Regions from separate parts of the Homo sapiens genome. Here region 2 is linked to region 1. A link is a loop called in an ENCODE intact Hi-C map of the cell type or tissue named here. Cell type or tissue: Calu3. All regions are shown on one strand. Links, peaks and the distances in the headings refer to the core of each region. The heading gives the core; the rest is flanking DNA.

The links. Hi-C counts contacts between places; a loop is a spot of excess contacts. Peaks named below come from ENCODE experiments on the same cell type or tissue, not always from the same donor. Only the 100,000 strongest peaks of a DNase experiment are listed, where the experiment ranks them.
Region 2: it touches region 1 in a loop (3-fold over the local background); 4 of 110 quality-filtered maps call a loop at or near these places.

What each region holds. Positions count from the first base shown.
Region 1 is chr10:57,692,080-57,707,898 of GRCh38, forward strand. LOC105378314 (a long non-coding RNA gene) reads right to left here. Exons shown (of 3, transcript XR_001747454.1): 2 at 9,241-9,306; 3 at 7,914-8,462. Among named protein-coding and RNA genes, the nearest start is that of MIR3924, 400 kb to the left of the region's middle. RefSeq lists an enhancer at 14,786-15,319. In Calu3, for the core only: no CTCF peak of the experiment used is centred there; a DNase peak (open chromatin) is centred at 8,072.
Region 2 is chr10:57,984,102-57,999,920 of GRCh38, forward strand. No RefSeq gene overlaps it. Among named protein-coding and RNA genes, the nearest start is that of IPMK, 280 kb to the right of the region's middle. In Calu3, for the core only: a CTCF peak has its summit at 9,393 (motif pointing left); DNase peaks (open chromatin) are centred at 8,750 and 9,310.

The DNA.
Region 1 (15,819 bases), core at 3,866-11,865:
TTTCAGACCACAGTGGAATAAAACTAAAAATTCATAATAAGAGGAACTTTCAAGACTGTACAAATACATGTAAATTCTATAGCACGCTCTTGAGTGAACAGAGGATTTTGAATGTTCCCAAAACAAAGAAATGATAAACATTTGAGGGGATGGACATGCTAATTACCCTAATATAATCATAACATTGTGTATACATGTATCAAAATAGCACTTTGTTCCCATAAATATGTATGACTATTATGGTACTTTTATGATGTTTCAACTGAAAATAAAATTTAAAAAGGACAGAAAAGAGAGAAAGCTGGACACAGCTACACACAAGAGGACAGAGAGTCATGTGAAGACAGACGCAGAGACTGGAGTTATGACTCCACAAGCAAAGGAATGCCAAGAATTGCTGGTAACCACTAGAAGCTGAAAGGCAAGGATTCTTTCCTAGAGCTTTTGGAGAGAGGCTGGTCATGTCAGCACTGGGAATTCAGTTTTCTTTCTAGCATACAGGATTGAGAGAATAAATTTATGTTGTTTCAGTCCATCCTAGTTTTTGGTACTTTGTTATAACAACCCTAGAAAATTAATATAGCCGTGGAAATACTTTTCTCTGTGGAAAACCTAGAAAATTAACATTCCATAGGAAAGTGTTTTGAACTACTGCCTTTCAGATTGATCTGCTGTGGCCCTTACATACTTTTACCACCCTTCAAAGCTAGATCAGTACATCCACACATACCTCTCCCTCCTCTGAACTCACTGTCCCATATCACTAAGCATTCACCCACTGCCTTGTAATATTCTTGAATTATTTTCTTTAAGTAAGTCTTATCTCTCTACTGCAATGCTAGCTTATATTGAATAATGTAATGCTTGGCTGAACTGCATATATATATATGTGTGTGTGTGTGTATATATATGTCCATATATATGTGTGTATATATATATAAGTCCATATATATGGACATATATATGTCCATATATATGTGTGTATATATATGTCCATGTATATATGTATATATATGTCCATATATATGGATATATATACACACATATATATATGGATGTATATATGTCCATATATATGGATATATATATATGGATATATATATATCCATGAATATATATATATCCATGGATATATATGGATATATATATGGATATGTATATATCCATGGATATCTATATGGATATATATATATCCATGGATATATATATATATGGATATATATATATCCATGGATAGATATATATGGATATATATGGATATATATATATCCATGGATATATATGGATATATATATATCCATGGATATATATGGATATATATATATCCATGGATATATATATATGGATATATATGGATATATACATATCCATAGATATATATGGATTATACATATCCATGGATATATATGGATAAATATATATCCATGGATATATATGGATAAATATATATCCATGGATATATATGGATGAATATATATCCATGGATATATATGGATGAATATATATCCATGGATATATATGGATATATATATATCCATGGATATATATGGATATATATGGATATATATACACATACATATATGGATGTATATATGTCCATATATATGTGTGTATATATGTCCATATATATGTGTGTATATATGTCCAGATATATGTGTGTATATATGTCCATATATATGTGTATATGTGTCCATATATATGTGTATATATGTCCACATATATGTGTATATATATGTCCATATATATGTGTATATATATGTCCATATATATGTGTGTATATATGTCCATATATATGTGTGTATATATGTCCATATATATGTGTGTATATATGTCCATATATATGTGTGTATATATGTCCATATATATGTGTGTATATATGTCCATATATGTGTGTATATATGTCCATATATATGTGTGTATATATGTCCATATATATGTGTATATATGTCCATATATACACACATATAGAGAGAGAGAATGTCAAGCATTACATTATAATATCACATATATTATCGATACATGTGATATGTGCTTAAATATGCTTATATCACATATATTATGTGCTTACATATCTGCACATATATACATAGCACTTATGTTTCATATATATCTTCATATCACATATATTATGTTCTTATATATGCAATAAGCACATAATAGATATATAGATATAGATAGATAGATCACAACCACAGCATTTTGCCCTGCTCCCACACTGTTCTTGTTCTTTCCATTTTAAATACCTGTCTCTCTTCTCTCATTTCCCATCCTCCACCCATTCATTTCCACATGTCCAAATCATACTCAATTTTCACAGTCCAATGGAATTTCCCCTAAAAGCCCTCAGCATTCCAGTCAGAAATATACTTTTCTATCTATGAAGTCACACACAGTTATTTCTTTCCTTGTTACAGCACTTTTTATCTTGCTTACCTAATCTGGATAAAGAGATAATATTTGCTAATTTTTTGGAATTTTATTTTGCCCAGTGGAGTGTGCAGACAGGGCACAAAAGCAGATTCTCCTTGATTAGAAAGGAAATTTATAGGCACTGTAGAAGAGAATATTGAAAGTGAAGACCTGGCACTTACGTAGCTAAAAAGAAAAACTTCAGAAAGAAGATAAATGGCTTACTAGAGGCTTTTTCATGTGCCATGTGAATGTCTTCTCCATCTCCTCAAGGAAACTTTAAAAAATGACACTAATTACCAATAACTTTGGAAATGTTTTGTGGTGAGAAGCAAGATGAATGCCACAAAAAGCAGATCAGACTTTAAGATGGACAAGAAGTAAAAGATAAAGCTACCAGCAGTGCTGAGATGACAGGTATTATTCTTGTCTGTTTCCTTTTTAAACCCTAAACTACTAGAGATAGGAGAGTTTCTGCAGGAACTTTGGATCCCTCACATTTCCTAGGCATGATCTTTTGCACATAATACAATAGCACACATTTGTTGAGTGCTTTCACGTGCTAGATACTATAAATGTAATTTGTTTCTGTGACACATGAGATGTTTCTAAAGAACCAAGGCAATTTAAGTGAATCACCCAAGTTTTATAAATGCTAAGTGGCAGAAAGAGGATTTCAACCTACGCAATTTGACACCAAAGCTTATGATTTAACCATCCAGCCACATTTAGGCCCTAGTATGTAAGCAGTTGCTGAATGAATGAAATAAGTAATATTCAGTGCTTACTAAATACCTGTTGATGGGTTAATAGTTAGGATTCATTCCTGGCCTCTTGATGTAAAATCATAGAGAAAGACTAGATATTCCCTTCCAGAATACTTTCATGGCAGAGATAGTGTGTTAGTCAGAAATCCCCAGAGATCCTATTCAGGTCCTAGTATTTGTCTTCCCTGCTGGTATTTCTATTTTCAGCCTCAACAAATAGACCATTTGTGCACTCAGGTTGCCACAAACAAGAGGACATAATAAGCAGTTAAAATGTATAATGATCTCACGCCCAGCATAAGCCAAAATTCTGAAGAAAATTCAGATTCATGGATACTAGCAGAACCAGCCAAGTGAATAATTTGTCTATTTGATGCAAAGGCAGAATAGTAGGGGGTGAGCTCTACTGAGGTACCAGTGATTGGCATAAGTTATCCTCCTCCTTTATTTTTTCAGTTTTCAACCATTTGACTATTACTAAAAAATAAACAGTTAGGGTATAATATACACAGAGACAAAATAAGTCAATTCAAGAGTGTAATGACTCAAATAGTAAAGAAAGCAAAAAAAGAAAGAAAGAAAGGGAAATTTTGGATTTGTTCTGCAAGACAAACATAAATTAAATGGGAAAAAAATAGTAGCTAAAAGTTAGGTCTGTTGTTTTTCCTGATTGGACTATTTAGTCAGTATGGATATTATAAAAATAAAATGGAAAGATACATATTGTCTCTGGACCTCATTTGGTAAGGTATACATAAAAGTGAAAAATACAGCCTGCTAACAAATTACTGAGTACATAAAGAGAAAAGTTTTGGAAGTTTGGAAAAGTTTGGAATTGTAAATTAGTAAAAATTGCCCTCAAAGAAAATTTAGCACTTATTCAATTCAATGTCTAGGTTTTATAGCTCTCAGTCCTCTGTTATATTTTTCTACACTTGTACAAAAATTAATGATGGCCAGGGACGGTGGCTCACACCTGTAATCCCAGCACTTTGGGAGGCCGAGGTGGGTGGATCACTTGAGGCCAGGAGTTTGAGACCAGCCTGGCCAACATGGTAAAACCCCATCTCTACTAAAAATACAAAAATTAGCTAGGCATGGTGGCGGGTGCCTGTAATCCCAGCTACTCAGGAGGCTGAGGCAGGGAGAATAGCTTGAACCCAGGAGGCAGAGGTTGCAGCAAACTGAGATCGTGCCACTTTTACTCCACTCCAGCCTACCAGCCTAGGTGACAGAGCGAGACTCCATCTCAAAAAAAAAAAAAAAAAAAAAGAAAAGAAAAGAAATGATTATCTTTTAAATGAATAGTTTTTATTCTACTGCTTTATGTCCAAGCTAGTAACAATTTCCATATCATGTTTTCTATAAATATTAGGGCCGTATTTTCAGAGATAAGGCTTTTTTTTTTAATTCTAAAAAGAACCAAATAAGAAAAGCTGGGAAATTGTATTAAATAATGGCTGACAAGGTATTTTTGTTTTCACTTATGGAAAATGAAGTCATAAATTCCTGTTAAGAATTAACTTTTTCAAAATAATGCTATGGGGCAACAGTAAAAACTAGTAATGTTAGAAGAATGTAATAAATGTTTGACTTTAACCATGAGAACATTCCAGAGGAACTAGACTTCCAGGGCAATTCTCTTTACACAGAAAATTCTGCCTTGCTCTGTAGAGAAACAGGAACTTATTAGCCCTAGTCATTCAAACCTAAAGAACTGCTTAAATCCAGAAGAGATGCGAGCAGTCATTCCCTGGGATGAGAGGCAAGAATATCTTGCTGGTTGTGGCACTGCGTGAAATCATTGCCTGATCCTGGTCCTTATAGTCTGATACAATCAGCTGAGACTAAACCTGCATTTTATCTGTGTATTGATACTGTAGCCTCCCACATGGATTGAACATTCAGACATTAACAGTCAATCTGCTACAAAAACCACATCTCTATTCATACCCCTTGCCCAGTGTAGATCCAAACCAAACCCAAGATTACCAGATAGACAGCAATTTTTTCATATTCAATGACGTGGTTTAAATACTGGCCTCTATAAGCGTGAGGCTACTCACAAGGAGACCCATTGATCCAATGAAACAGTTACTACTTCAGTTGCACTGACAAGATAACTACTCTGGATATCATTAAATAAGAAACAGCAACAATTCAGACCAGGTCGACGGACAAGCAGGACTTTTGAGTTGCCACAATAAGTGTAAGACACCTCGTGCTTACTAAAATGCAGCTTCCTCGGCCCCAGTTCAAGACTACTACACTATAATTTCTAAATAGCTTGTTGAAATTCATTTATAAATGTTTCATATTCATATCCTAATTTTAGAAAGGATAGAGATTTTAACTTGAGGGAGAGAAATAAAGTCCTATGAATTAAACTAATTAAGTAAATATCCTGAGTAAAGTTAAAGGATATCTCCTAGCCTATAAGTTCAGCTGTATCGTAGTCATAGATATTAATTCATCTAAAAAAAGGTATACCCTGGCCAGGTGTGGTGGCTCATGCCTGTAATCCCAGCACTTTTGGAGGCCAAGACAGGTGGATGACTTGAGGTTAGGAGTTCAAGACCAGCCTAGCCAAAATAGTGAAATCCCATGTCTACTAAAAATATAAACATTAGCCGGACATGGTTGTGCGTGCCTGTTCTCTACTAAAATTACAAACATTAGCCGGGCATGATTGTGCATGCCTGTAGTCCCAGCTACTTGGGAGGCTGAGGCAGAAGAATCCCTTGAACCTGGGAAGCAGAGGTTGCACCGAGCTGAGATCATGCCACTACACTCCAGCCTGGGTGACAGAGAAAGACTCTGTCTCAAAAAAAAAAAAAAAAAAAAAAAAAAAGTATGCCCTAAAGAAAGTGACATGTTTAAAAAGGGAAGTCAAAATAAGTAAATGCAGTCAACATATGCTGAAAGTATAATTTTCAAGTGAGATAGTATCCTGGTACAAAGAAGAATTTGAGACAGTGAATATTTATTTCCAATTAAAAAGTTAATGTTAAAATATTATTGCAAAGTTGTTACAAAACTTGTAATATCATTTAGGACAATAAAACTGTAATCTCCTAGGTTATCTTTTCTACCGCACAAAAATCAGTTTTATCTGAACTGAACAAAAATCTACAAGTTAACATATAGCTTCACAGAGCATTTTTATCAATAGGAAATAAGTCAAACAAAGGTACACAGACACCTCCCTAGAATTTAATAATTCCTGTATGGATATTTTACATGTTTTAGTACATTTTTTAAATCTGAAGTCATTTTTGTCCTTATATTAGTCTATTTTCACACTGCTATAAAGAACTGCCTGAGACTGGGTAATTTATGAAGAAAAGATATTTAATTGACTCACAGTTCCACAGGCTGTACAGGAGGCATGGCTGGGGAGGCCTTGGAAAATTTACAATCAGGGCGAAAGGCAAAGGAGAAGCAAGCATGTCATCACATGGCCAGCAGGGGCAAGAAAGAATAAAGGGGGACGTGCCACACAATTTTAAAAACCAGATCTTGTGAGAACTCAGTCATTATCAAAAGAACAGCAAGGGGGATGTCTGTCCTCATGATCCAATCACCTCTCCAACATTCAGGATTATAATTCAACGTGAGATTTGGGTGGGGAAATGGAGCCAAACCATATTATCCATTAATTCCAATTTTGATATTTTTTTCTTAATAATGCCCAGCAATGAACCTGGACTAGATGCTGAATCTGGGGATATGAAATATTTGGTCATCAGAGAGGATTTTCTGCAGTAGATTAGAAACATTTTTTCAGGCTTTACCATACCCTCAGCAAAATATCTCCCAAAAATATCTATCTATATCTGTTCTCCTTTTCTTGACATCTAATACTAGTTATGGGTAAAGTATGGCGTTTGTCCAATATTTAACCTGTTTCTCAGTTCCCTGTTTTGTAAAATTGAGAAAAAAGAATACCTCATTTGATGACTGTAAGATTAAATTACACAGGTAAAGGACTTATAATGTGCCTGACATACAGTTTTCAATATTTGTTGGTTCTGATTATTATTTTATATTATTATTGTTAGGATACTATTATTCAATCATAGCATGGGGTCAAGACACACAAATTCAGAGTGCTCTTTACACTGGCAGAGCAATATATTCAGAGGGTTTGCTGGAGCATCAATTTCCTCTTATTAATTATTTGCTGATTCTCTTTTGATTCTTGAATGCCATGTCCCCTAAACAGCTCATCTGAAGAACTGCTGACCACAGAGAGGACACCTTTACTGTCAGTCTGGACCCATCATGCTGTGTACTCACCTTTTCTCACTTGCCAGGTGTCACCTTAAAATTTCTGTTATCCTTGCTCACTCTTCCCTATTTTTTTTAAGTAAGCCTTTGTGTTTGATTTTGAGGCACTTGCAGATTTCTGAGATCAGAGAGCTCTTCCTACTGCAGTAGTCTTTGAATAAAGTCTCTCTTCATCTAAGTCCCCAGATTTTTATTGAACCCAGTATAGACTCTTATCTTATTATTTTCCTAGGCATATTCTTCATTAGATTGAATTCTCCAATGAATGCAATGAAATAACTAATTGGCCAAATTAAACTCACTATTTCCCTTAATAAGTACATGTTTATCTATCTTTTCTCACCATCCTAAGATTCTAATAGTTTCTTCTTAAATCACAAAATTACTCTAGAGTTTACTTTAAAAACATTGCACAGAACAAACTAACACCCTGAAACACCAGATTCCTTTCCTTTATGTAACCCCCTGAGCTTATACCACATGGTGCAGTGGGATACATTTGTGCTTACTCTCTCTCTCTCAGGAAAATATGATGTTAATATTTCTTGAGCTCTGTTTCTCTATAACAATTTTCTTCTTCCCTCTGAATTTTCTAGGTAGTTGGCAGTATGCCCAGGCCTCTTAGATTAGGGTATTCGTTCATCAAACATTTACCCTGTTTGATAGGAACTGTAGATACTGTGATAAACAATGCAGGCCCTTGCATGGAGATACAGAATTACAGAGAGCCCTGTGGTTTTCTGTATTATTCTAGTCTCCTTGGTATTCCTCTCTCTTTTAAAGTAACTACTATTGTACATTTTAAAGAAAATTATTAAGATACTTCATAGGTCTTACCCCAAGTAGTTCTTTTTGTCACTTCTCTTAAATTCACTTTTTCACCAACTGCTATGACCAAATTTTTCTTGAGTTCCTATCTTTTAGTCTTATAAATGTAGTATTGCCATGATTATTATTTAGGATTTCCAGGGCTGCAAGAATCTAATGTAAAAGAAACTAACACAAAAGATAAATTAGTGTCTCACATTTAGATACAGTTAAAGCACAATCCAGGTGCTCAGATGTCATTAGGCAATCTGTCTTCAAGTCTGCTCTGATTTCCTCTGTAACACCTTTTTTCTAAGACAAATCTCCCCACAATGGGATAAGAACAAAATAACTTCAAACACATACTCTGTAACTTTAGAAAATTTAGCTTTTCAGGTGTATATTTTTTCAACTAAAGTTCTGAGATTGTCTGGGTCATGCATTTGCTGACAAGCTGTGATGCTTTAGTTAGCAAAGTCTGGGTCACATGCTTATTTTCGAGTTGGGGAGAGTGGGTTGTCATTAGCCAAGCCAGAGCCATATAGAGTAAGAGTGGGAAAGAATGGGTTTCCATAGAAAAATATGTGTTGCTGTTACCAGAAGAAAGGCGGACAAGTTACCACCAAAACATGGGTATATCTAGTGGGTGCAAAGGGCCAAGAAGAGCCCAGAAGTGGGGGTTGCATGTTGCTTTTGCCATGGCGGTACAGACAGGCCTGGTTATGCCACTTCAAAGGGAGAGGCAATAATAATGGGTGAACTTCTATTTTTCTTCCAGGCCAACATAAGTGTTTACACAAATATGTCTAACAGTATCATCATCCAATGTAACAATATAAGAAAATTTCAGGAAACATAACCTTCATACAGGTGTCTTGAATGATTAGGATATTGTCTTCATAACAACTTTAATCTACAGGGATTTTTGTTGAGTTAGAAAGATAAAGACCACCCTTCCCCTTCTTACCATTTGCATTGCTCTTGTTTATTCATTCCCAGGGTAATTTTCTCTCCAAGGAACACTATTTAGGCCCTGTAGGGAACACAAAGAAGACTCTAATATAGCTCAGATACAGATCTACATATGTGTATGTGTGTGCATGTGTGTGTATACAGACATAGCTCTCTGTCTCCAAGGAGCCAACAACATACTATAAGAGATTAAATGGTAAGTGCCCTATAAAAGCTATAAATCAGTTTCCAAATGAACCCAAAAGTGGAAATCAGGAAAGACTGTATGAAATAATTAATATTTGGAGACTGTGTAAAATTTTGAGACATAAAATTGAGTTAGTATAAGCAAAGGCAGAAAGATAAAGGCTGAATGTGTCTGCAGAACATAGAGCAAAGAAATGAATTTTGTTGGGCCAAAAGTTACATACAGAACACTACTGAAGATAATTCTGGAAAAGTAGTCTAGGATCAAATTTTTAAAGATCCTCAATGGGATACTAAAAAGACTGACCTGAATTCCATGGAAAATGAGGAGATGCTGAATATTTTTAAGCAGATCACATGATGAAGGCAACATTTTAGAAACATTAATCTAAAGCAGTAGGTTCAGTGCTAAGGTGAGAACTAGAATTTGAGAAACCAATTAACAGTTTACTAGAGTAGCTGAGGCTAGAGGTAATGGGAAACCGGAATAGACTGGTGACAGACGAAAGAAAAAGAAAAAAACAATACTAGAAACATCAGAGAAAAATTCAAAGATTAGGAACTCTTTCCATTTTTCTTAGGCAAACATACTGAATAAGAATGGTATATTTGGGATATCGACTTTTGGATTTCCCACTCCTTACTTCACTGAAGTTTTGTCTTTATCCCTACCCCTAACCATTGGTGGAAACAATTCTGTCCAAAATTTCCAGTTCCTGTCTTATTGCTCAATCCAATGAAACCGTCTATGGTTACTTTCTGGCTCTTTCCGATGCTTCAGACTCTCTGCTCTCTCTAACAACATTCATGATACCATATGCTCATCATTCTTATGTTTCTCTGAAGGATGTTTTAATTCAATCACTTTTATACATGCTTTCTGCTTATGTCTTAGATGGCAGGATGACCTTACCCAACTGTTGTTTATGTTTGTTATTATTTGTTTAATTCACTTTAATTATTTAAATAATTATAGGTTGGCAACTCTCCAATCTATATTTCTGTCTATATTCTGAACACTTTTTAAGTTCTACATTCATAAATAACACTCCTAAACATATTCATTGGCTTTCCACTAATACCTCATAATTAATAAGCTCAAAACTGGAAACTTCAAATTGCTCTAAACTAGGTTTTTCTGATTTTAATCTAATCTCAATGAATAAAATTATCATACACTTTGTCACACAAGTCAGAATATGAAATCATCTTTGATTTATTCCTTTATTTTAAATGAAATAAAAGACTAAGACATGTTAATTTTATCTCCAAAACATTTCCCCAGAATAACCATTTCCATCATGTTTTAACTGGTAATTGCATAATTTAATAATTGGTACCCCAGAATCTTTCCTCAGTCAAATTAAATTTGTCCTTTACATAAAGCAAAGTGATCAATGTAAAATTTGGATCTGTTCACAACATCCCTTTCTTTAAATGCTTCACAGACTCTTTATTCCCTTCAGAATAAAATCCAAGCCCCTTAGAAGAACATATAATATCCTTAATGAAGTGATTACTTCTCTATACTCATGCCCAAGACTCATGACACACGACTTAAATTGAATCAAGGAATTAAAAAGTAAGTGCAGTTCTTAAATATCATGTGTTTATTATTAAAATACTAGTATAGTATGCAACTAAACAAATTGATCACTTAATTTTCTGTCTATATTATTTAAATATATAAAAATGTTGTTATTTTGAAAGGATAGTTTTCATAAAGTTATTTAGCAGATTTTTCATAAAGTTATTCAGTATGACTTTCTTTTGATACTCATACTGAGGATCTATGTAACTGTTTGAAAGTTAATAATTACTGTGAATATAAAGTGCACAACTTTTATAAGTATCATTAATTATTGCAGGATTGTACTATTGCAATAATAACTATACAGTTTACTTTAACAAAGATAGAATTTCAATATGTAAAGGACATAAGGAGATTTTTGCTCCAATATATATTGCATACTTGCCTATGTTTAAAGTGAATAATCAGATTAACAATAAATCTCAAAGACATACTCTGCTCACATTACTGAAAAGGCTATGCTGATTAAGTTTGATGCTAAACAACCTGATTTCATCATCATTTATCACTGGTGAGACTAAAAATTTCAGAACCATTGTTGAAACAGTCATTCAGTAATTCAGTCTTCCTAAGTCTGAGGCCAAAACTGAAGTCAAATTTCAGAATTTGGCTAACTATCAAGGCCAAACATAGCTGCGTCTTTAATATTTTATTCAGCATCAGTTCTAATAATGTTTTAGTGGAAAACATTCATATTCTTTGCCCTAGTGGAATTTACAGTGCAGTAGAGTAAACAAATTACAAATCAATAAATAAACAAATACAGTCTGTCCTAGTTACTCACAGATGCTGTATTTTTTAATTCATCTACTTGCTAACATGTACTTGTTGACCAAAGTCAGTACTCACAATGCTTTCACAACAGGCTCACAGCAGATAAAAATATGAGTCATCCAAGGCACATGTTCCCAGATGAGGTTGAGCAAGCTGACTCTCTGCCTTCTTTTTTCAACTCCCATTCTGTAAACAAGTGTCCTTTTCATAGTCCATTTATTGCTATATGTTTTATATTTTTGTGCTTTTTCCTGGTGATTTTCTTATTTAAAATGGCCCCCAAGCATAGTGCTGAAGTATTGTCTAGTGTCCCTAAAAGCAAGAAGGCTGTGATGTTCCTTAGGGCGAATATGCATGTATTAGAACAGCTTCATTTAGGCATGAGGTATAGTGCTTTTGGCCATGAGTTTATGTTAATGAATTAACTATATATATATATATATATATATATATATATATATATATATATATATATATGTTAATGAATTAACTATATATATATATAAAATATTTGTTCAATAAATATTTGCTAATTTGGTATTTGTGGGGACTTTGTAGAAGATGATTACCTCAAATAATGAGAATTGACTCTAAATAATGATATATTGTGCTAGAGTTATTATTCCTGGAAATGAAAAGGAATAGAATAATATTTTAGAAAATATTTGTAGAGGTAGATGCGTGTTTAGAATTGGAGATAAGAAAAACTTTTCTTAAAAATTATAGGCTATTACAGGCATACTAAAAAGGAAAATAAAATCTAAAAGATTTTAGGAGCCCAGCAGAGAATTAGATTAGTAAAATTTACAATCAACTGAAGGTAACAGGGGGATTTTCTCAATGCTTTCATAATTTCCTTACCAATATAAGCGTTGAGATACATATATATATATATATACATGTATCTCATATATATATGAGATACACATATATGTGTATATATACATATATACGTATATATATATATATATATATATATATATATATGAAGCGTGAGAGAATTAGAAGTTACCTGCAGCCCCAACTTGCCTGCCAACAAATTAAAGTAATTCACTTGGAAAAAGACTGTCTTTCAAACTTATTAAGACAAGTGGAAATTCCAACCACTACATTATGCATAAATAACCTAATACAGTATACACCATCTTGATGAGAATTCTGCTGATTATAAATAAATATTATTATTATGTAAATCAACAAAAATGCAGTGGATTTAATGTTTCTTTAGTCTTTTTAATTTGGGATTGAACTGTCGTTAAAACTTGTCATTTTATTTTTATTTTTATATTAACTTTGATGGGTTCAACAATAAATGGTGAACTGGAACTCACCCATGCTTTCTGTAGTACAGCTACTTGTGAAACATGTGTGCCAGAGATCCATTCTGCTTTGGTTCAAATCCTGGTTTAAGAACTTATTGGCTGATGACCTTATAAACATTGCCCACAAAAAAATGTAGAACCAAACGTTGCTAACTGCTAAATAAATATTACCTATTATTAGCATACACTTTAAAAGCTTTTACCCAAAACAACATTAGGGAAATATAATTAAAAACAAAATCACCTCCCAATCCAGAAAACCTCTTCATAAGAGTAGAAGACAAAACAAAATATTATTGAAAAAACATTTGGCTAGGCGCGGTGGCTCACGCCTGTAATCCCAGCACTTTGGGAGGCCAAGACAGGTGGATCACTTGAGGTCAGGAGTTCAAGACCAGCCGAGCCTGAGGCCAGGAGTTTGAAATCAGCCTGACCAATATGATGAAATCCCATCTCTATTAAAATACAAAAATTAGCTGGGTGTGGTGGCATGTGCCTGTAATCCCAGCTACTCAGGAGGCTGGGACAGAAGAATGGCATGAACCCAGGAGGCGGAGGTTGCAGTGAGCCAAGATTGCGCCATTGCACTCCAGCCTGGGCAACAAGAGCAAAACTCCATCTCAAAAAAAAAAGAAAGAAAGAAAAAGAAAAAACATTCAACAAGAATATGATGTGCATCCTAGGCAATCCTCTAGCAGACAGCAAAGGCCGAAAGAAAGCTTATCCTTTTGTATTGTAAAGCAGATATAACCATTACAGGAAGGTTCTCAACATAAACAATAACTAGTCTTCAAGTAAGAGGACATAACAGCCCAATATGTCACTCATGGCTCATCCTAAATTTATTTGGTGATTGGGGAGACAACCTATGCTTGCTAATTGGCTTTATCCAGTGAAAAATTAAACATCACATGCTTTATGATGAGGCAGTTTTGAAACTTGGACTAACTTGCCTAAGTTAGGCTCCTACATTCTCACAGAAACTGGAAGATAAGGATGCTGTCTCTCTTGATGTATACATTTCGAAGGCATGGTTCCCAGATCTTGAGGAAGGTATAAAAGCTGATAAGAAGCTTATTCAGCTTGTAAAAAGATTTACATACATTTCAAAGGGACAGGGAAAGCCCTTACAATTACAAGTTTTCTAAAGTAAATGTTCAAGGAAAAGGGAGGAGGTGAGGAGTCTCTTCTCTTATTTTCAATAGAGATTTAAGACTCTTCTTTGCAATTCGTATTTGCTCTTATAATCTCAATACCCATAAGAAAACCTAACATTCATATGTGTTTAAAAATTTGCACCGAAGTTCTACAACATTCTCCTTTCTAAAAGTTTTAAATTTATTTTCTTTTCATGGTCCTGAATCTAATAATTGACCCAATTGCTCCTCTAAAGTGGGGATAAGCAGCATACACTACTCAATCCAATTTAGTTATAGAATAACTAAAATTTGTATTGTGCTGCTTTCTACAGGTACATTTCCTTGGTGACATTTTTCCTATTTTTCAGGAGAGCACTCAGCAAGGGTGCACACTGGCCTGACACTGCCAGCAGCCTCGTGGACTAGCTGGGGTGAGCGGGTAGGAGGGTAAAGAGATAAGGTAATGAGCAGCCGCTGTCCTCTCTCCACATTCCTAGGGGATGCTCATCAAATGCATTGATTTCAAAATCAATGAAACAGAGTGGCTAATTTATTTTGACAAAGAAGCTCAATGAAATAAAACTATTTTACCCTAAAATATGGTTTTTGAATATTTTTAAATGGCTGCCCCAGAGCCAACAGACAGAGAAGGGAGAAGTTTGCGTCTGTAGAGAGCCTTCATTAATGCAGCCCTGCCTCCTCTTTCTAGGCATTTCCCTGGGATCTAGGAGAGATTGGGATTTGGACACATTTAAAGGTCTGAAAAGAAACAGTTACCATCTATTCTTTTTGAGGACTGCTAACCTATGAGGTTTCATCTGCATAACAAGGCCACCTTGGCTACCCAGGCCTCTTCCTTTCTCTCATAACCTGTCTTGCCACTAAACCTGATTTACCAACGTAGACTGTTTCTGGCCATGCTCTAAGTCTGCACTGTTTCTGTGGCTTTAGGATGGTATATAAGCTTCTGTATCTTATTGTCAGGTTGGGTCTTCCTCCTGAAGCCTCCCGTGAATACATGTTAAATACATTATATGCCTTTTTTCCTATTAAGCTGCCTCATAGCAATGATTTTTTTTCAGTGAATCCATAGGAGCCCAAGGGCCTGTGACCTCACACAGCCATGCCTTTTATTCCCTCTCTACTCCACGCTTTGGCCTGTCCACTGTGTCTATTGGTGGGTTTACAACTACATGTACAAACAGACTCACACAGAGGTGTGTATGTGCCCCATGGGCACACACACAAGCTCCTAGGTCCAGCACACCACCTGAAAATATAGGAGAAACTACCAGAATTTTTAAAATAAATTTAATACTTTTAGAAAGGAGCACCTTATAGAAATTCAGTGTAAATTTTTGTAGTATTGTATGGGTGCCCAAAAAAGTAAAGCAAATCATCTCTACTAGAATTCACTATTTTAAAGCAGAGAGACAAATTTAAAAATAAACAAATAATAAATAAATAAAGTAAAAGTTATTTTTAATCTCTTCTTTTTCCGGTTCTCTTTAACTGTCCTGATTAAGGCTATAGTTACATAATTTGATTTAGTCATCAGCACT
Region 2 (15,819 bases), core at 4,405-12,404, 290 kb after region 1:
ACACTGGCCTCTTTGCTGTTTGTGGAACAATCTAGGTATGCTGGCTGTTTCTTCTACTCAGAACTCTCTTCTCCCTGATAACAGTGTAGCTCATTCCCTAACCTACTACTATTTTGGCTAAAAATGCAACCATGGGCTGGACACAGTGGCTCACACCTGCAATCCTAGCACTTTGGGAGGCTGAGAAGGGAGGATCACTTGAGGCCAGGAATTCAAGACCAGCCTGGGCAAAAAAGTGAGACCCTGTCTCTACAAAAAAAAAATTTTTAAATTAGCTGGGAGTAGCGATGTGTGTAGCTATAGTCTCAGCTACTTAGGAGGCTGAGGTGGGAGGATCGCTTGAGGCCGGGGGCTCAAAGCTACAGTGAGTTATGATCACACCACTGTACTCCTGCATGGGTAACAGAGTGAGACCCTGTCTCAAAAAAAAAAAAAAAACCAAACAAACAAACAAACAAAAAAAACCCACCTTGAAAGTGAGGACTTTGCTGTCCACACAGTGCCCACTCCCCCTCCCCAGGCTGCCCCTATCCACCTCTAAAAAGAAATTTTCTAGCTGTAGCCCTCCCTAAGGACCCCATCAGATCTTATGGGAATAGGATAACTTCTCACTTTTCTTCCTATTATGCTTATTTGCAATGTTGCCCAAAAATGATTGTGTAAGTATTAGTGACATAGTTGTGACAAGAAGCCAAGCCAGGAATGAGGGCCATACCCCTAGGGACTGTCTTCCTGGGTCCAAAGGAAAGACCAAGTTTGCTGAAATTTTAACAGGAAATTCTTACAAGATAATGCCCTTCTGAAATTGCCCTGATCTTCAGGAATATGAAGGAAGCATATATAAGTACAACAAAAATACATTTTAGTCAAAGGCTGAATGGCAGAGTATTTAAGTCAAAATTTAACCACGACTGAAGCTAAATATCACCTTCACAGAATAAAATTTCTGAGATAAGAGTATATCTTAAGTCCAAAACTTGTGAAATAATAATATTTAACTATTTTCAATACTACACTATTACAGGAAAATTAACTGCTTTTAAAAATAATAGTCAAATTTTATAAGTTTGCCATTAAAGGAAAAGAAAAAATGCTTCTGAATTGTAACTAGCTAATTGCAGCTGCAGCTCCCAAACTGCACATTTGCAACACTGTTTTGAAGTTCACTTCCAACCCAGGTCAATGGAAGACATAAAGTATATTTTGATCAGTTTTGTTTCTATTGTTTCTTACAGCTGATGTTACCACCAAGGTCTTACAGTATTTATGTCCTCTAATAGTAACCAGTGAAAGTCTCTTCAACTCCTAAGCCAAATGCTGATGATTGTGATAATGAATTTTATGTGTCTAGTTGACTGGGGTTAAAGGCCAGGCTCAGTGGCTCATGCCTGTAATCCCAGCACTTTGGGAAGCCAAGGCAATAGGATCAGTTGAGCCCAGGAGTTCAAAACAAGCTGGGGCAACATAGTGAGACCCCCATCTGTATAAAAAAAAAAAAAGTAAAAATTAGCCATGCATGGTGGCATATATCTGCAGTCTCAGCTACTCAGGAGGTTGAAGCAGGACATTCACTTGAGCCCTGGAAGCTGAGGATGCACTGAGCCAAGATTGCACTACTGCACTCCAGCCAGGGCGACAGAGCCAGGCCTGGTCTAAAAGAAAAAAAAAAAAGGTTGACTGGGCTGAAAGATACCCAGACATTTGGTCAACCATTATTCCAGGTATTTCTGTGAGGGTATTCTTATATTTTCATATTCTTGTATGAGCTTAACATTTAATTTGGTACTTTGAGTAATAAAGATCACCCTTCCTAATGTGGAGAAATATATTAATCATCCACTAATAGAGTCCAAAGAGAACAAAAATTTGACCTCTCTTGCAAAAGAGAGACTTTCTCTTGTCTGATGGTCTTTGAACTAAGGCATCAATTTTTTTCTTGCCTTTGAGATCTACCTGAAGCATCAGCTTTTCCTGGGTCTCAGGCCTGCCAGCCCTTAGATGGGAACTACCCCACTGGTTCTGCTGGTTCTCAGGCCTTCAGACTTCAACTGGAGCTTTCGCTTCTCTGGAGAGCCCTAAGACAATTACAATTTTATTGATGCAGTTCACAAACTCAACCTCTGTGCACTGCTTGCAGAAGATACTATTTTCAGAAGCAACATTATGGCCTTTTACTTATTTTTATTTCAATATATTTACAGGCCCTTACTGTTTCACATAATCAGTTGTGTACAAATTGTGCTTAAACCTCAAACAAAAAAAATGTGGTGATGAGTCAGACATGGTCGCTCACGCCTATAATCCCAGCACTCTGGGAAGCTGAGGCAGGAGGCGCTTGAAGCTATGGGTTTGAGACCAGCCTAGGCAACAGGGTGAGACCCCCATCTCTACAAAAAACAAAAATATTTTAAAAAAATAACTAGCCAGGCATGGTGGTGGATGCTTGTAGTCCTAGCTGTTCAAAAGGCTGAGGTGGGAGGATCACTTGAGCCCAGGAGTTCAAGGCTGCAATGAGCTAGGATCACACTACTGCATTCCAGCCTGGGTGACACAGTGAGATCCTGTCTCAAAAAACAAACAAAAAGTGGCAATGAAGCTATAAGCTTGAGTTTTAAGATAAATAAAACAGTCTCCAAATTGCCACCTCCAACTCAGCTTTCACTGCACATATACCCATTTTATTATTTTTCCTGGAATAGAATGGTAGAAAAATCAAGCAAGCCCCATGTAACAAATATGTGCCCTCACAAGAAAGATCAGCAAGCTCTAATAAGATGAAGTAGTTTCTGTAAGACCAATATTAGTAGTTCATAAGTCTATTTTGATTTTGGTAAGCAAATTGGCTCATAGCTATACAGGTAAGATTAATTGCAAAGAACAGTATTAAAGTTATTTGTCTCAGGCAGGGTTTTGTTTTTTTTCTTACATGTAATTTCTGTTATTCCAAGTTATTTGAATATGATAAGGCAGTGCCAAAATTTCTTGCAAATCATGAAGTTCATCTATGGCTGAAGAATGATAAAAGGCTCTCAAATATGACCTATAATTCTGAAGTATCTTCCGTACTGTACCTGCTTTCTGAACACATGACTGAAATGTGTGAATAAATGGGAGAGGCTCCCTAAATTATTCACAGCCCGCACCAGGCATTCTGTGTCATCAATAACATTTGCATGATGTGAAAGTCCATATGCACTTACGTTCAGCTTCCCAAAAGCTAAGCCATAAGGTAATGCCAAGTAGCAGATTTGAGCAAATACTGACACAAGACTAAAGGTAAAATTCAGGGCATCCCAAAATCCTGTGAGATTAAAAGAATCAGGAAGCAAAAATATAGAAAAGGCTGGCACGCCCCATCTCTTGGCTCTGGCAAAGAATAGGCACTTGCCTAAGGAATAATGGCCCCGAGATACTAGAGGTGAACCATGGCCAAAGCCCAACAATGCACTGGAGGAACATTCCAGGGACTACACAGGCAAGAACAAATGCACAACAAACCTGGTAATAGCCGCAGGTTAGAGGACAGTTTCTTTTAATGAGAGGAGAGAAGGGCCAGTAAGTAACTGGAATGCCAACCAGATTATTTTAGGTGTAAATTGACATATTTCTATGCACAGCCCCATGGACATAGATCACATAATGTACACTCCAAATGGACATGTATCACAACTTGACAATGAAGAGAGAGAATACTGATAGTAATGTCAAGGCTTCTTTTTTTTAAATATCTTTTTACTTTAGGTATATAAAGGAAAATGAACTCACCCTGATTAATTGAAAAATGAAAATAAGACTTACAATGACTACTTGTCATAATCATGTAGAAAAATGGCCTTAAAAAGTGCATATATATCCCATTACCAGGGGAAGACAACATTGCTTGTGATTAAAAGTTTGTTTTCTTATTTAATTTGGTTGTGATCAAAAGTAATCTGGAACCCTAACTCAGGGCAAATAAATAATACGTGGTTAAATTTTTTAACCAACTCAGTCATTAGGATTAAAGTGGGGAGTTTTATCTTTTAAATGCTGCATTCATTTCAGACATTTTGCTTTTCTGATTATGAGAAGCAAGACATTTATGTGCTTTTATGGGCTTTCTCATAAGAATTTGTACAAATATGCTACAATATGCATTTGCTTTACTATTAAACAGGTCAAGAGGACCATAAGGTACAATTACCATTTATTTCTATATGCCAAGTTTTCTGGCATATATTCTTTGGGAGACTATAAGTCTATCTGGCTGCTTTTGACCAAAGAGATTATTAATTCTACCAGAATCAGTAGCTGAAGTTGAGTGTAGATAAATTTAACTTCTTCTGGATCATTATTTTAAAAATCTCATTTTTAATATAAATATGTATTGATTTTGCTTATTGTCTAAATATGTCTAATGGAGAAAATTTTTTAAGTATGGATACATAAATAGAAAAACACAGAAACAAAATATCACTTATATTCTACCACTGAAGACAACAAACATTAACATTTTAAACTTTATCTCTCTCATCTCTTTGCTATGCTTATCCAAATTATATTTTTTACAAAAACTCATTATTTCTTAACTTTTTCCATGACTGCTAAAGTGAACTACATATTGTGTACTGATTTCCATTCCATTAGCTACTCTTTTACAAAAGCATGTTAAAGACTACATAGCATTCTACTGTATGGATGTTCTATAAATATATTTAGCTATTGAACTATATGTATTTATAACATAATGAGTCAAAAATGTACAATGATGATTTAAATTGCATTCTTAATGCATTTGACCACTTTTTCTACTGAAAGTCATAAAATCAGTAGAGATTTCAAGCTATCCATCAAAATCTATTCTCCCTTTTTTCCTGAAAACATAGCTGAGATTACATTCCCCAATTCCCCTTGCTTCTAAGTATGAACCATATCCAGAAGGATATATGTTATTTTCAGGCTTAAACTTTAAAACATTGCACATGTGTTTCTCTGCATTCATTTCTCCCCCAAGAATCTCCCATCCATGTCTCTACTGAAACCATGAATTTGCAGCAACCCAGCTTTAACCAAACAGATCACAAAAGACCCTAGAATAGAGCAATGACTCGAAAGTAACCCGAGTCCCTGAATGACTGGGTGGAAGATACCATTCTTGGACAAATGTGAAAGAAAGAAAATCATACATTTGTTCTTTAACTTATTATATCATCTGATCTCTCTGTTACAGTAGCAATTATGCCTAATTCACCTTCTCCTTATCCAGTGTAGTTCATCTACAGTAAATTATAACCCCATTTCTGCTTAGTCTGAAATTCAGGGTATACTGGAAGTTCCCCTTCCTGAAGTCTTCAGATCTTTGCTTCAGGAGCAACCCAATCATAATTTCCGTTTCGGAATCTCTGAAAATAATAAGGAATGAGAAACATTCCTTAGGCCACAAATCAGGAAGGTCCTCAATGTTTTCTGCTTCAAGGTTTTTTTTAATTGACATTTGACAAAATGAGGCAATACTACCCACTCTCAATTCAAGAGGAGGCTCACTCAGATTAGAAGCCAGTCCTGTCGTTGATATCAATGTCCTTTTGATATAATAATAACCTGTATATAGGTGCTCAAAGAAACCCTGGAAATAGTCAAGATCCTTCTTTTTACAAGTGCAGAAACTGATGCCCAGAGAAGTTAGCAGCCTTGTCCAACATTAAACAGGTGCAGATGCCACTAAGAATCAGAACTCAGAAATTCTGATTTCTTGTCAAAAATACTTTCTGCTACTCTAAAATACAAAAGCACCAATAGGAAGAATTCCTTTTCAAATGTCCTGTCTTTTAATCCTCAACCACATTGTCTTTTTCCCCAGTGCTACCCCTACTTAAAACCAAACATACTGCAACCCAGTACACACAGTCCAGTCAGTTCTCCCAGGCTGAATGAGAATCATTCATTCATTGAACAATTATTATACAATAACTATGGATTTATCACTGTTGAATAGGATACAATTTTTGCCTAAGGAAGTATACATCTAGAAAGCAAGCAGTTATAATATTTTGAGTGTGGTTAGGTATGGAGGATAGAGGAAAAATAAAATATTTATGGTTTTATATAATTACAAACCCTAAACCAGTCCTGAAGGTCATAGAAGGCTTCCTGGAAGGGGTGCCATGAGGCTGATTTCCAAAAAAATGTGTAGAAGATAAATTATATGAAGTAGACAGACTGGGACAACTGGAACTATCATATATAATGGAACTCTAGGGGAAATCTCTATTTAACATCTGTTCCTATCTCCTTCAAATCCATTACCCTACTACCCTCCCCATATGCTTTTCCCATACACCAATTTCTGTTCCACGTGATGAGACAATACTAGTCATAACCATGAAAAAAATGTAAAACCCTACAGCCACCATGGACTTTGATTTAAATTAAAAATACTGGAAATAACTTCATTTTACTGCAATTTAAATCTCCTCTTTATTGTCACATTAATATTCTGTTTAAAACTGAAATATATTCTGAAAATATTCTGTTTTTTAATGCATGAAGGACCATGATTTTGAAATAGCTCCTTAAAAGACTGATGAAGCCTTTAATCATTTGTCTAGATGGAGGAGGTAAATGGGCCTGCCGCAGGGTCTCTAGGTCATGCCATCATCTGCTAGCTCCAGTGTTCGGAGCTAAATGAGGAACGTTCATAATTGATAGCACAAGTGTAAATAATTCCACATACTACTGGCTTCCCAAAACCTCTTAATTATAGATATGGAGGTTTGTTGCATTTTATTAAATGTTTAAATAACCATTAAAATTATTTATGTCCCATGTATGATAATAAAATAACACAATTAAATGTGTGTTTAAATATTACCATAAAACTTTAAGCCCATTAACATACATAAGGGAATATATTATATAAAAATATCTATCATGACATGTATACTTCAAATGAATAGGATACATAAATAAAATTATGATGTACAAAATACCTAATGTATCAAAATAATAAAGTCCTCTTTTCAAGAATGTACAGACGTCACAGTGAAAGTTCCTTAGTGATATACCCTTGTGATTATATTGATTTTGAAGCATTCCAACTTGACGTAATACAGTTATAAACAAAGATTTACGTCAAGTTGTCATGTTATTAGAAACATGATATGGAGCAAAATCTAATATTTTCTACCCATTTCTGAACATAAAGAAGTTTATTAATAATGCAGACCAAAGAACCTGTGTTCTTAATTTAAAAAAAACAAATGTGCATTAGTATTGATGAAAAATTATGGAAGGGATAAGTTAAAGACCAGATCAAGTGATCATATTAAGGTAGTTTAGTTTTAAAATAAAAGTCTACACAATGCAAAACTCTCATTAAGAATCCTTATTTTGAAAGCCACAGATGTAATATCATATAGACACATTTCTTACAAACCAAACATTTCCTATTTTATGGGAAACAGTGTGCTTAAAGAGTTACTTAAAGGATTTCTTAAAAATTAGGCTGAAGCACGCAGATCACCTGAGGTCAAGAGTTCGAGAACAGCCTGGCCAACATGGTGAAACCCCCATCTTTACTAAAAATACAAAGTTAGCTGGGTGTGGTGGTACGCACCTGTTGTCCCAGCTATTCGGGAAGCTGAGACAGGAGAATCGCTTGAACCCAGGTGGTGGAGGTTGCAGTGAGCCGAGATCACACCACTGTACTCCAGCTCGGGCGGCAGAGTGAGACTCCATCTCAAAAACAAAAAAACACAAAAAAAAACAAAAAAAAAAACAGGCACGTTTATACCTATGTAACAAAACTGCACATTCTGCACATGTAACCCAGAACTTAAAGTATAATTTAAAAAAAAAAAAGAATTAAAGCCTTAAAGCCTCCATTTTACAAATAGCAAAAGGGCAATAATGGTACTGTTTCTATCACATTAAAAAGTGAGACTGGTGTGCTATTGTTCTTAAGGGAGAGCTAATGTTCTCCAGTTGGTTCTGATACCCTCTCTCCTTCTGCCGCCAGTCAATTAACTGTTAACTGGTTTGAGAAAATTAGCCTTTACATAGGTTTAATCATGAATAGTTAAAAAAAAAATAAGCTACCTTACCTACTTGGTGTTCTTATATAATACTATATAATATGAATATAAAATGAAATTCCTTATTCACTGTTATATGTAATCAGATAAACCAAAGAGGAGGAAAATACTTGCAATTTAAAAAGGTAGACTGCATAATGTCTTACACTGTAATAATTACTTTGATCCAGTCTATCACTCACCACTTAAAACATTATCAACTTCAAGAGTTCCCATCAAACATTAATAAAACATTGTTTCTATGAGATAAATGTACTCCCTCAATCCCACCCCAACTGACTAAGTCTCTCAATTTTATCTAATTTTGAGATCCAAACATATGCCATTCCTGTGAGCACATCCACAAGAATTTGAAGAATTCAATTCCTATTCACCTTCCAAGGAACTTTCTTGTTAACATTAAAGCAGTTTCTGCATCTTGAGTCAAATTTGGAGAGTTCCAGCACCTAAAAAAACACATTCTTACCTCTGATAAACTAGTAAATTTTGAAAAGGCTAAGATATTACCTTCTCTCAATATCAACAAGCTGACTATACACTTGCCTGTCCCAGTATCCCAGACCAGCCTCTAACCTACCTCCATTCTGCCCACTCTGGTCCAGGTCTCTGCAGGCATTCTTACTCCGACTAAGCAGGTGGCTGGCCCTCCAGCTCGTTTTGTTCTGATTACCCAATATCAACCCTCCCCCTCTGACTTAACCCAACTCAGACGAAGCAGCTGGCTCTAATTCAACTTCTTGCTGAATCACTCACACACCTGATTTGATTCTTTCATTAGTCTTAGAGCGCCTACATTGTGCTCAGCTGTGTACTCCTATTTCAAAACAGCCTGTGATCTGTTCTTGTCCTGGTGACACTGAGATCTTTCTGCCTATTAACATGAAGAAAGATAATGTCGCCATCTCCAGATGACTTTTCTAATGACTGATCTAACACATCCTACATTATTTAAAAAGCCACACTGTTCACAAGATAATGATATATATTAAAGTGAGGTCACTGTTTATCATAAATCATAAATCTTAGGCATTTTCTTTTCTTTTGTTACCTGTGGCATACATCCCTGGCATGCCAGCAACAACCCAGGCCTAAGACCTCACAAAGTGAGCAGCTGTGCTATTCACCATATACTTCTGGCTCTCTACCTTCCAGGCACATGGCAGAACTGCCTTTCCCTGTCCACTTTGAACTTAGGCCCAGCCATGTATTTTCATTGAAATGGTAACAGAAGTGTCAATTCCAGGCAGTAGCTCTAAGATCCAGTGTAAGTCTCACCCCGTCTTCCAGCTAAGATGATCACGGAAGCTTTGTTGCAATGGAGTTGCTCTGAGCCTGGTTGAGAGATGAGCAGAGCTCCCTGCTGGCCCATGTTGGGCATGTAGTGTGAGCAAAAAATCGTAAGTCAAGTTTCTAAAATTTTTGGAGGTGCTTCTTACTCCAGCATTAACGTTGCCATTTCTGTCTAATATAGGAATTAAAGAAAACTTAAAAAGGTGGATTGAGACAGGCTTATATATCTGACAGGATTTATTAATATAATTAGTTAAAACTAAGCGAGCCCCTTTCAGCATGAAACAGTCACCATCTACTTACTTTTTTAAATAGAAATCAGTTGGCATTTTCTCCTTATTTCATCTGAAAAAAATGACAGTATTTAGACTCCAAACCATTATCATTTTTTCTTAGTTACTGGCACAGAACATCCAGGCCAGGCTTTTTATCCCATAGCACCTGTAAAGACTGCAATTCCACGTGACATAATTAACTTTAGGGACATCACTCAGTTTAGGGCTCTAATCACACATATCACATTAAACTAGCTATAAATTAATCATAGATAATGATTATAATGTACAATTGTAATTTAATATGATTTATGGAATTACTAGAAATCAATTTCTACTAAAAATAACATGGTATTCTAAGTGACCCTAATAACATGGTGTTCTAAATGACTTAATAAATTTTATTTCTTTGTATATTTTTAGTAAATGATTAACAACTTCATGATCAAACCACTCAATGAGAAAACTGTTTAAAACAACATATGTAATCTTTGACTAAATACTGACCCCTAAAAATATCTATCAAAGCACATTTAGTCAAAATTTATGCCATAGCTTATTAGTGGTGTTTAAAATGACAAATTTTAGAACATTTATCTTTTGACTGAACATTTCCCTTTTGACAGTAAGGGATATACTGAAGCAAAAGTTACTTGCAGCCTGAAAGCAAATCCAAACTTCTTGTAGTACTCATAATTAAAACATATTTTCCTTTCTTACGTTTTTCCACTTGGATTAAAAGTGTTTGCATCTAGTATTTCTATTTAAATTATCTTTTAATGTCTTTTCTTATTTATTTAATTTTCTCTGTCCACAGAATTTTATTTGATTTTTATAATCTGATATCTTCTCTAATAATTCAATTGTTTTGTATAGTTTCTCAGGATTTCAATGCAAAATTCAGCCATTTTTATAATTGTTAAAAGTTTACGCAAATCAAAACCACAATGAGATACCATCTCATGCCAGTTAGAATGGTGATCATTAAAAAGTCAGGAAACAACAGATGCTGGAGAGGATGTGGAGAAATAGGTATGCTTTTACACTGTTGGTGGGAGTATAGGTTAGTTCAAACATTATGGAAGACAGTGTGGCAATTCCTCAAGGATCTAGAACTAGAAATACCATTTGACCCAGCAATCCCATTACTGGGTATATACCCTAAGGATTATAAGTCATTCTACTATAAAGACACATGCATACATATGTTTATTGCAGCAGTGTTCACAATAGCAAAGACTTAGAACCAACCCAAATGCCCATCAATGATAGACTGGATAAAGAAAATGTGGCACATATACACCATGAAATACTATGCAGCCATAAAAAAGAATGAGTTCATGTCCTTTGAAGGGACATAGATGAAGCTGGAAGCCATCATCCTCAGCAAACTAACACAGGAACAGAAAACCAAACATTGCATGTTCTCATGCATGAGAGTTGAACAATGAGAACACACGGACACAGGGAGGAGAACATCACACACTGGGGCTTGTCGGAGGGGGTGGGGGACCAGGGGAGGGAGAGCATCAGGACAAATACCTAATGCATGCGGGGCTTAAAAGCTAGATGACGAGTTGATGGGTGCAGCAAACCACCATGGCACATGTATACCTATGTAACAAACTTGCACGTTCTGCACATGTAGCCCAGAACTTAAACTATAATAAAAAAAAAAAAAATGAATGAACACGGCTGGGCACAGTGGCTCACACCTGTAATCCCAGCACTTTGGGAGGCTGAGGCAGGTGGATCACCTGAGGTCAGGAGGTCAAGACCAGCATGGCCAACATGGTGAAACCCCGTCTCTACTGAAAATACAAAATTAGCCAGGCGCGGTGGCACACGCCTGTAATCCCAGCTACTTGGGAGGCAGTGGCAGGAGAATTTCTTGAACCCAGGAGGCAGAGGTTGCAGTGAGCCGAGATTGCACCATTGCACTCTAGCCTGGGTAACAAGAACGAAACTCTGTCTCAAAAAATAAATAAATAAATAAATACATAAATAAATAAATAAATAAATAAATAAATAAATAAATAAATGAAAGAATGAGCAGCACTTTAGAACTGCACATAGCATGCTGGAGAAAGACACCCACTCACATAGTAGACTGTCTCCTCTCCTGTGACAACTTTCTAGCCACTCTTTCATTCAAAAGCAGGTTTTGAAATATGTCTCTACATTCTCACATATCCAGATTGAGCCTGGTCTGAATAAGTCTCGTTACTCATGGATGAGATTTATTCATTTACTCACTCCACTGCTTTCTTATTAATTTATTTAATTAACAACTTCAATTACTTATAGAAATTTCTTTGTTTTTGTATAAACCAAATTTGGACTAATACTGTCTAGCTCCCAAAATGAAGAAACACATTTTTGAATTTAAAAATCCCCAGTAGGCAGAGCACAAAGGATTGTTTTAGGGCAGAGAAACTATTCTGTATGATACCATAGCAGTGGATACATGCCATTAAACATTTGCCAAATCCCCTAGAATGTACAACACCAAGTACATTAGGCTTACCAGCCCTAATGTAAACTATGAACTTTGGGTGATTATGTGTCAGTGTAGCTTCATTGATTGAAATAAATGTACCACTCTGGTGACAGATGTTGATAGTGGAAAACGCTATGTATGCATGGATTATGTATACAGAGGGTATACAGATACTCTATACTTTCCACTCAATTCTGCTGTGAGCCTAAAATTGCTCTAGAAAATAAAGTCTATTTTTTAAAACTCCTTGATAACCTACAGAATATTTAGAGCTTTACTGTGTTAACCTAATCCAGACAACTTTACAGGGCAATGGCTGCTAAAACAGAGATAGATGTGGGATGAATAATCGTAGAACCACAGCTGTGATTTACTGTGAATTTCTTTTTTTTTTTTTTAATGAGTAAGAGGTAGTGGCCTCAACACTTTGTATTTGTTGGGTTTTGTTTTCATAATGACCATAAAGATAGGTATCATTATTGTCTTTATTTAATGAAACTAAAACAGCTGTGGTGAGACTGTGCCATTTGCCCAATGTCGTACAGCAAGTAAGAAGAAGAGCTGAGAATTTACTGCAGGCCCATCTGATGTAATATCTGATGTTCTTAGCCATCCATTCATGGATTCAATATTTGTGAAGAAGCTTCTATGTTACTGGATTTTTTTGTAGTGAACAAGACAGACATGAACTCTGATCCCATGGAGCTTAGATCGTGGGGAAATTGTGTAAGAGTCAGACTAAAAAATTAAACATAGATAGGTAGACAGACAATTTTTGTATAAATTTTACAAACATACATTTAAAATACACAAAAAAAATTATTCCAAAAATGAAAGGGCTGAACAGAGAAGTAATAGGAAGTGACTAGAAGGCCACCTCAGATATGTTAGTCTGAGAACACTTCCCTGATAAATCTGCATTTTAGACTGATACAGGAATGACAACCTGCCATCTGAAGGCCCAAGGAAGAACATTCCAGTACAAAATTCCTAAGGTAGAAATGAACTTAGCATGCTTAAGTTGCCAAAATAAGGACCGTGAGAGTGGAGCATGGTAGAGCAATGGGGGAGAAGAAGAGACGGGCCAGGGTAAGGAGTTTGGATTTGATTGTAAATGCAACAGAAAGAAGCCACTACTGGTTTTACGCAGGAAAGTGACATTCCAGGTACTGTGTAAACAACAGTTTGTAGGGAGGCACACATGGAGGAAGTCTAGTTAAGAGCCAATGAGGCTAATATATAAGAGAGATCATGGTAGTTTGCATTAAAGTTCTAATGGTAAAAATGTAACTGAAAGGGTAAATTCCAGATGTGTAAATAGAGACACAGGGCTTACGGTTCTGGCCCACTACTGAATGGACACCCTAAAAAATCACTATGGAGACCAACAGTGCTGGCATGTCTATAAAATAATTCCACTCTAGTGGATTCAGCAAAGAGCTGATGCCCTATTGCACTCTGGTTTAAGGTGGTATAAATTCCTTGGGGAATCATTCCTACATGTCAGCACCATTATACTATGTGCTCAGTTCATCAATGATGCCATGCTACAATGGTAAAAATAAAATTAAAGTGAAATAAAATCTTAAAAACTCTAATCATCTTAATAATGCATATTTTAAGTTCCTTCCCTCCATTTTATTGCGTGATTTTAAATACAAGAGTAAGATTCAGAAATCAAACTATCCTTCTATAAAATTTCCTGCCTAAGTGCATTGTGTAGTCTATAAGTGTTCTGTAAATCTCATTAAATGATACGAGTAAAGAACTAATAAAGAATACTGGCTCCTTATTCCTGAATGTTTACAGAGCTTCCATTTTCCTTTACAGGCTCTTAATGAAGTTTAAGCAAAGTGATTCCCAACAAAGTGATATATTGTCAGTACAATTTTGAATTTAAACCAGGGCATCAAATGGTATTAAAAAATCCCAGAATAAACACATCCATAAATTTTCCATTATACTATTTAATAGGAATATCACAAAACTACTTTTACATGAATACGACTAGTGAGATTCTACAAAATCACAACTTAAGTTGAAGATTTCTGCATTCTTTTTTCACTGCCAAGACTGGTGAAGTAGGGGCAACAATTATTCTCACCACATCTAAATTCCATAAAGCATTTCCATCTTCTTATGTTTAAAGGTCGTTTTTCTGAAGTGCCCTTAAATTTTGTTGTTTAATCTGCTGCCCTTGTTTGGCTTAGTTATTCAACTTGCAGAACTTCTGTGGTTCTGTTCCTTACCTGCTTGATTCTGTGATCTGGGTGAGCAATTTATATGCATATGTTTTGTGTTTTCATTCATGTTTCTATTTATTTTTCTGAAATTTATTCAATTTTTGATTTGAGAAAGTTTGAGCTGACAGAGATTTAAATGTTTATTTGTGTATGTGTCATGGCATCTTAATACCTCTCAAAGTCTTAATACACAGGAAACAGAACTCTAAGAAAAGAATGTCTAGCAGTCACCAATGAGTAGAGGAAGATGCACAAAGTCTAGGTTCTAAATATTTTATTTTGAATCACAGAAAAGACACATCACACTATAAATAAGAAAAGGAGAGAGAGCCTTGACTCAACGTGAACTCTATCTACATTAGGTTGTAATTTGTCTTACACTTTCTTTATCCATTTGCACAGTATCTATTCTCATACTGCAGGCATAGAACCCACTGCCCTCCATCCTAACTGACAACACCTCAATTCAGACCATCACCCCTCACACTGTTTGTGGAAAATAAAATTCTGAAATTTAGTGGTCGTCCTGACTAATTCTTCCATCGTGGTTATCACCATCTTTTGTGGGCTAGGCTACTTTACAAAACTGAGAATAATACAAATAACTCCTATTCTTAGAAATGCAAATTATGTCCAGTGGACTATAATCATTACTTCCTGGATACCAACCAGTTTTGTAGTTTTAAATCCACTTACTAATTTCATCATTCCTAATCTGACTATAACTATGTGGCATTTTGAGTTCTCTTCTGAATTTGTTGTAATACTACAGGTTTTCTCATTAATTAATGAGTTAAATAAAAATTTTGACATGTGTTCATTTTATATTTGTGAGACACATAATTTTATTCTATTTTAAATTCATCAATTGAATATTCTACTCACTATCCCCTCTACCACTTCCTTGAAAGATGATCATTCAGTCTTTGCTTCAGCAAGTCCAGTAAAAGATAGCTCAATACCACACACAGAGGCATTCATTTTTCACCCAACTAACGTGTGTTGAAAACTGAGTTAAATCTGCTCTTTTATATTTTGGTCTATCAATGTCAGTTCAAAAGACAAATTTCCTTTCCATGTGACAATCATTCAAACACTCTAGAACTGTGCTATCCAATACAGTAGGCACTATCCACAAGGTAGCTACTGAAAACTTAAAACATGACTGGTTAAAACTGAGGTGTATTCTATGTGTAAAACACACACAAGATTTGGAACACTTAGAACAAAAACAAAGAGGGTAAAATACCACATTAATATTTTTAATGGATTACCTAGTGAAATATTTTATATTGCATCAAATAAAATATGTGATTAAAGTTAATTTTATCTTTTTTTACTTTTTAATGTGACTATTAGAACATTTAAAATCACATATGTGATGGCATCTGTAGCTCAAATAATCTATCCATTGAGCAGCATTGCTTCAGAACTCTAAT